Regions from separate parts of the Homo sapiens genome. Here region 2 is linked to region 1. A link is a contact called in ENCODE Hi-C or POLR2A ChIA-PET data. All regions are on one chromosome and are shown on one strand. The core of a region is the stretch at or near the end of the contact, and the rest is flanking DNA. Distances in the headings are between cores, read along the strand shown.

Region 1 (3,204 bases), core at 479-2,978:
TTCTTTTTTTTTTTTTTTTTGAGATGGAGTCTCACTCTGTTGCCAGGCTGGAGTGCAGTGACGCAACCTCAGCTCGCTGCAACCTCCGCCTCCTGGGTTCAAGCAATTCTCCTGCCTTAGCCTCCCATGTAGCTGGGACTACAGGCGCCCACCACCACACCCAGCTAATTTTTGTATTTTTAGTGGAGACCAGGTTTCACCATGTTGGTCAGGATGGTCTCCAGCTCCTGACCTTGTGATCCGCCTGCCTCGGCCTCCCAAAATGCTGGAATTACAGGCGTGAGCCACCATGTGCCCGGCCTGCATGTTGCTTTTTTGTTGTCGTTTTTGTTTTTTCAGAAGGAGTCTCCTGTCACCAGGCTGGAATGCAGCGGCACAATCTTGACTCGTTGCAACCTCCGCCTCCCAGGTTCAAGCGATTCTTGTGCCTCAGCTTCCCGAGTAGCTGGGATTACAGGTGTGCACCACCACGCCCGGCTAATTTTTGTATTTTCAGTAGAGATGGGGTTTCACCATGTTGCCCAGGCTGGTCTTGAACTTCTGACCTCAGGTGATCCGCCCGCCTCGGCCTCCCAAAGTGCTGGAATTACAGGTGTGAGCCACCGCGCCCTGCCTGCATGTTGCTTTTTAAAAACAATGTATCATCCATCTATGCCAATAACTCCAGATCTGGCTTTCTTTTCTTTTCTTCCTTTCTTTCTTTCCTTCTTTCCTTCCTTCTTTCCTTTCTTCCTTCCTTCCTTCTTTCTCTCTCTCTCTCTTTCCTTGCCTTTCCTTTCTTTTTTGAGAAGGAGTCTCGCTTTTGTCGCCCAGGCTGGAGTGCAGTGGCGCGATCTCGGCTCACTGCAAGCTTCGCCTCCCGGGTTCACGCCATTCTCCTGCCTCAGCCTCCCGAGTAGCTGGGACTACAGGCGCCCGCCACCACGCCCGGCTAATTTTTTGTATTTTTAGTAGAGAGGGGGTTTCACCGTGTTAGCCAGGATGGTCTCGATCTCCTGACCTCGTGATCCGCCCGCCTCGGCCTCTCAAAGTGCTGGGATTACAGGCGTGAGCCACCGCGCCCTGCCTGGATCTGGCATTCTTTCTAATGGTTGCATTATGTTCCGAACTATGGCTGTCCTATGATTTATTCAACCATGTCCCTATCCGTGGATGATCGTGTTTCTAAAAAGCTAGTTTTTCAACCATTAGAGCGGCTCAAGGAGCTGCTAAACAGCACTGGGCGCATAGGCTGGGTTTGACTAGACAGGATTAGCGAGGGGGAAAAAGACTAATTACAAGCAGTTGCGTACTCTGGAGATGCTCCCCTTAGCAGAAGCTCGGTGGACTGTCTGCAGCCAGACCTCCGGGCCTGGCGGCTGGCGCGGGAGGCAGAAGGCGGGGCTTTCCTACAGGGCTCCGTGCCCCGCCCTCCCCGCGCCGCCTTCCACCTCCGGCCGCGCGGGGGCGCTCCCCGGCCGGCTCTGTCGCTTCCGCCGCCGCCCCGCCCACCCGGGCTCACCCCTCGTCCCGATTGGCTGCGCGACGGGAGCGCGCCGAGTCAGGGGGCGGGCCCGCGCCCGCTACAAAGCGGCGAAGGTCACGGCGCGAGGAGGCGCGCGTCGCCGCCCCGCGTCCCGCCTGCGGCCCGCGCCCCCGGCGTCACCGCCTCCTGCCCGCCTGCCCGCCTGCCCGCCTGCCCGCCTACCCGCCTACCCGCCTACCCGCCTACCCCCCTGCCGGCCTGCCGTCCTTCCACGCGGAGAGCCATGGAGGGAGTGAGCGCGCTGCTGGCCCGCTGCCCCACGGCCGGCCTGGCCGGCGGCCTGGGGGTCACGGCGTGCGCCGCGGCCGGCGTGTTGCTCTACCGGATCGCGCGGAGGTGAGTGCATGGTTCGGCCCCACGCGGCCCTCTGCGCCGCCCGCCAGGCCCGCCCCCGCGCCGCCCCGGCCCGCTGCCCCCCTCGGCCGGGACCCGGGCTGCCCGCGGGCGCGCGGAGACCCCCGGCGCGCGCCGCCGCCCCCCGAGACCGGGTTGAGACTGCAGTCGGGAAGCGGCTGCGGAGTCGAGTGGAGCGGCGGGGACTCCGGGAACGTGGGGCGCGGGCGAGAGCGCCGCGCGGGGGCCACAAACTTCCTCCGGGAGCCGCGGGGGGCTGGAGCCGGTGCGCACGGGCCGCCCCTGCCCTCAGCCCCGTGCTGGGCCCCGGTGCACGGCGATGCTGGCGATCGCGGCTGGCGGTTGCTGCTCGGCATGTGACGTCCCGGGCGTTTTTCTACACGCCTCGCATCCGCGCGTTTCAGAGCCACAGCCCCTGCTTACGCTAGAGCAGCTGAGGGACAGGGAGGCTCAGTAACTTGCTGTTAATGAGAGGAATCATGGTTTGAGCCGATGGAATCTGCAGGGCAGACCCCGAGGCTGGGCTGCCTCCCAGAGGTGGGCAAGGCCTGAGATGCCTCCAAACAGTTCAAGACGGGCCGGGGCCACCCTCCTCCCTGCCCGGCTCACGGGCCATGCGGGCCCCCGGGTTCAGATCCGGCCTCTTTCATCGGCCTCCATCGCCAGGCATAAAAGCTTAGTGGCCTGTTGCTTCAGCAGAGCCTCGCAGGTAGCTTACTGTTTCTCCACTTGATCCACCTTTCCAGAGGGCAGGGGGGAAAGTGGGGTTGTGAGAACATCCTAGAAAGAGTGGATGGGTTTGCAGCTTCGGCAAGGGATGCAATGAGCTCACACCCTTAGGAAAAAGGGGAGAAGGGACTTGCCCACTCAGCAGCAAGTGGCAGAGCTGGGGTTTGAACCCTGATCGTCTGGCTGGTCTGTTTGTTCTTCCTTAACACATACCGGTGCTGCTTCTCTCCTCCAGGGGGGAAACGGGGAAAAAGAAGTACAGGTGGTTGAGTCACAGAGGCTTCCCAGAGGAGGAAGGCATGGGAGGGACATCAGCTGTGTCTGGAGGATGGGCCAGATGTGACTGAGGAGGGTAGCTGGGGATTGAGTGACCCCAGCCCAGAGGTCCCTGACAACCCAAGTCTCTCCATGTCGGTTTCTGCTGGATTCCTGGAAGTTGAGCATCTGCAGGACCAGCTTGTCCAAGCCGGTGGTTTTATACCCAGGGGACCGAGGTCCAGAGACCTCAGGTGATTTGCTCACATTCCCAGAGCATGTTGCCAGCTGAGCTGGTCCAGCACCCGGTGTTCTTCCTGGACGAAGCCGCCTCTCAGCTA
Region 2 (3,320 bases), core at 173-2,672, 200 kb after region 1:
TTGTAAGTAAAGAAGACTTTGTAACTAGAAATCCACGGTTTCCAGCCAGGCGCAGTGGCTCACACCCATAATCCCAACACTTTGGGAGGCCCAGGTAGGAGGATTGCTTGAGCCTAGAAGTTCGACACCAGCCTGGGTGACAAGGTGTGATCCCGTCTCTACAAAAAAATGTTTTAAAAAATTAGGCTGGACACAGTGGCTCACGCCTGTAATCCCAACACTTCGGGAGGCCAAGGCGGGTGGATCACCTGAGGTCAGGAGTTCGAGACCAGCTTGGCCAATGTGGTGAAACCCTGTTTCTACTAAAAACACAAAAATTAGGCCAGGCACAGTGTCTCGCGCCTGTAATTCCAGCACTTTGGGAGGCCGAGGCAGGTGGATCACCTGAGGTCAGGAGTTCGAGACCAGCCTGGCCAACATGGTGAAACCCCGTCTCCACTAAAAAAATACAAAAATTGGCCGGGCACAGTGGCTCACGCCTGTAATACCAGCACTTTGGGAGGCCAAGGTGAGCAGATGGCCTGAGGTCAGGAGTTCGAGACCAGCCTGGCAAACATGGTGAAACCCTGTCTCTACTAAAAATACAAAAATTAACCAGGCGTGGTGGCGGGTGCCTGTAATCCCAGCTACTTGGGAGGCTGAGACAGGAGAATTGCTTGAACCTGGGAGGCAGAGGTTGCAGGGAGCTGAGACCACACTATTGCACTCCAGCCTGGGCAACAAGAGTGAAACTCCATCTCAAAAAATAATAATAATAATAATACAAAAATTAGCTAGGCGTGGTGGCAGATGCCTGTAATCCCAGATACTTGGGAGGCTGGGGCAGGAGAATTGCCTGAACCAGGGTGACGGAGGTTGCAATGAGCCAAGATTGCGCCACTGCACTCCAGCCTGGGCGACAGGAGCGAAACTCTATCTCAAAAAAAAAAAAAAAAAAAAATTAACCAAGCGTGGTGGCATGCACCTGTAACCCCAGCTACTCGGAAGGTTGAGGCAGGGGAATCTCTTGAACCTGGGGGGCAGACGTTGCAGTGAGCAGAGATTGTGTCACTTGCACTCCGGCCTGGGTGACAAAGCGAGATTCCCTCTTGAATAAAAAAAAAAAGTTAGCTGGCATGGTGGCACATGCCTGTACTCCCAGCTACTCGGGAGGCTGAGACAGGAGGAATGTTTCAGCCCAAGAGTTACAGGCTGCCGTGAGCCAAGATCTCACCACTGCAGTCCAGCCTCAGGGAGAACAAGACTATCTCTAAAGAAAAAAGAAACCCACTGTTTCAAACAAGAGTGTGATGTGTGCCTCTTATCATGACACGTAGGTTGGTCATGTCTGCCCTTAAAAAACAACAGCTAAATATTGCAAGAGACTGTTGGCGTCTCACCTATAAATCCTAGATGATGTTACAGGTTTCATTTGCAGATTCAACTTTTAAACCTTGGTCTATCATAAGAACCTGCAATTAAGGAACACTGCCAGCAGGTGGTGACAGGTGCCCTTGCATGCTCCAAGTTCTCAGGCTTTGATTTTAAAATCCTGCTAGTTAATTTCCAAAGGCGAGCTAGTAGGCCCTTGTTAAAGATGACATGGGTAGAAAAGTATCTTAAACTCTAAGTTTAAAATCTCCAGCTGATTCTTTTTTTCCTCAAAAAAGCATTTGGAACAGGTAAAATATTCACAGTTTTAAAATCAAAATATAAAAAGGCATTATCTCTGGGTCTCTAAGTATTGTCCCTAGTCATAAATTCTTTTTTTTTTTTTTTTTGAGAGTCTTGCTCTGTCACCCAGGCTGAAGTGAAATAAAACTACAATGTGTGCCACCACTCCCAGCTAATTTTTGTTATTTTTAGAGGAGAGGGGTTTTCACCATGTTGGCCAGGGTGGTCTTGAACTCTTGACCTCAGGTGATCCACCGTGCCTGGCTAATTTTTGTATTTTTAGCGGAGACAGGGTTTCACCATGTTGGCCAGTCTGGTCTCAAACTCCTGGCCTCAAGTGATCCGCCTGCCTCAGTCTCCCAAAGTGCTGGGATTACAGGCGTGACCCACTGCACCCAGCTGTAAAACAGATTTTTTAATTACTCTTATTTTTTTTTTTCCAAAGACTGAACACTGCCAAAGAATCTCTGTATGCACAGGTTTAAGGATTTCTTCATCAGAATCCCAAACAAACTAAATTTTAAAGGGCTGATTGAAACACCAAATACATAGCTTAGACATTATTTAGATCAGGGTTTCTCAACAGCTGGACACTCTGGGCCAGACAATGTTTAGCTGTGGGGCTGTCCCGTGCATTGTGGGACGTTCAGCAGCATCCCGGCCTCAAAACCACTGGATGTCCGCGGCCTCCCCACCAAGATGTGCCAACCAGAAGTGTCTCCAGACATTCCCCAAGATCCCCTGGGGGCAATCCTCCTCCCTCCTCCCTTGAGAACCACTGACTGACATCCACCCCGTTAAGGAAAACCAATGATGTCTACATGAAAATCACTTGTACACTTTAAAAGAGCCACTTTAATAATTTGTGCATTACATTGATGTGAATTTCTTTTTTTTTTTTTTTCCGAGTCAGGGTCTCACTCTGTCTCAGAGGTGTGGGACACCCCACCCAGCTTGAAGTTAATTTTTAAAATAAAAACACATTAAGGCCGGGCACGGTAGGTCATGCCTGTAATCCCAGCAATTTGGGAGGTTGAGGTGGGTGGATCGCTTGAGTTCAGGAGTTCGACACCAGCCTGGGCAAAATGATAAAACCCTGTCTCTACAAAAAATAGGAAAAAATTAGCCAGGCATGGTGGTACACTTGGGAGCTACTTGGGACCTCCCAGCTACTCGGGAGGCTGAGGCATGAGAATCGCTTGAGCCTGGGAGGTGGAGGTTGCAGTGAGCTGAGATCACACCACTGCACTCCAGACTGGGTGACAGAGCGAGACCTGCCTCAAACAAACAAAAAACACACACATTAAGTGTCAAATAAATTCTTAAGCTAACAGAACAATTGAGTTTTTTAATAGTACAGTGAAACTTTCCCTGCATTTATTCACTTTTCCCAGGACAAGCATCATACCACCACATACTGTTACACACAATGCAGCTGTTCTACGAAAGGTGAGGCTGGGCGCGGTGGCTCATGCCTGTAATCCCAGCACTTTGGGAGGCCGAGGCAGGCTGATCACCTGAAGTCAGGAGTTCGAAACCAGCCTGGCCAACATGGCGAAACCCCGTCTCTACTAAAAACACTAAAAATTAGCCAGGTGTGGTGGTGGGCACCTGTAATCCCAGCTACTCAGGAGACTGAGGCAGGAGAATTGCTTGGACCCGGGAGG

What was found. A loop is a pair of places that touch in the nucleus more often than their neighbours do. ChIA-PET counts read pairs that join two places held with the same protein, here RNA polymerase II (POLR2A). Pooled maps may share reads with other maps.
Region 2: a pooled map shows a loop between it and region 1 (16-fold over the local background). The contact joins the enhancer-like site here to the promoter of TMEM201 in region 1. A Hi-C loop is called at or near these places in 1 of 37 single-sample maps with no recorded cell type and 9 of 50 pooled maps. POLR2A ChIA-PET finds 5 or more read pairs at or near these places in 1 of 52 experiments (GM12878).

What each region holds. Positions count from the first base shown.
Region 1 is chr1:9,587,183-9,590,386 of GRCh38, forward strand. It overlaps TMEM201 (transmembrane protein 201), which reads left to right and starts at 1,729. Exons shown (of 11, transcript NM_001130924.3): 1 at 1,729-1,861. The coding sequence starts at 1,749. RefSeq lists silencers at 1,325-1,734, 1,745-1,944, 2,105-2,174.
Region 2 is chr1:9,783,254-9,786,573 of GRCh38, forward strand. All of the region lies in intron 1 of CLSTN1 (calsyntenin 1), which reads right to left. Among named protein-coding and RNA genes, the nearest start is that of CLSTN1, 39 kb to the right of the region's middle. RefSeq lists an enhancer at 3,071-3,320. Within about 2 kb of position 1,423, at least 2 of the 41 ENCODE cell types and tissues checked have a DNase peak (open chromatin) inside an H3K27ac peak, as active enhancers do; they include GM12878, where a contact is called at or near this core.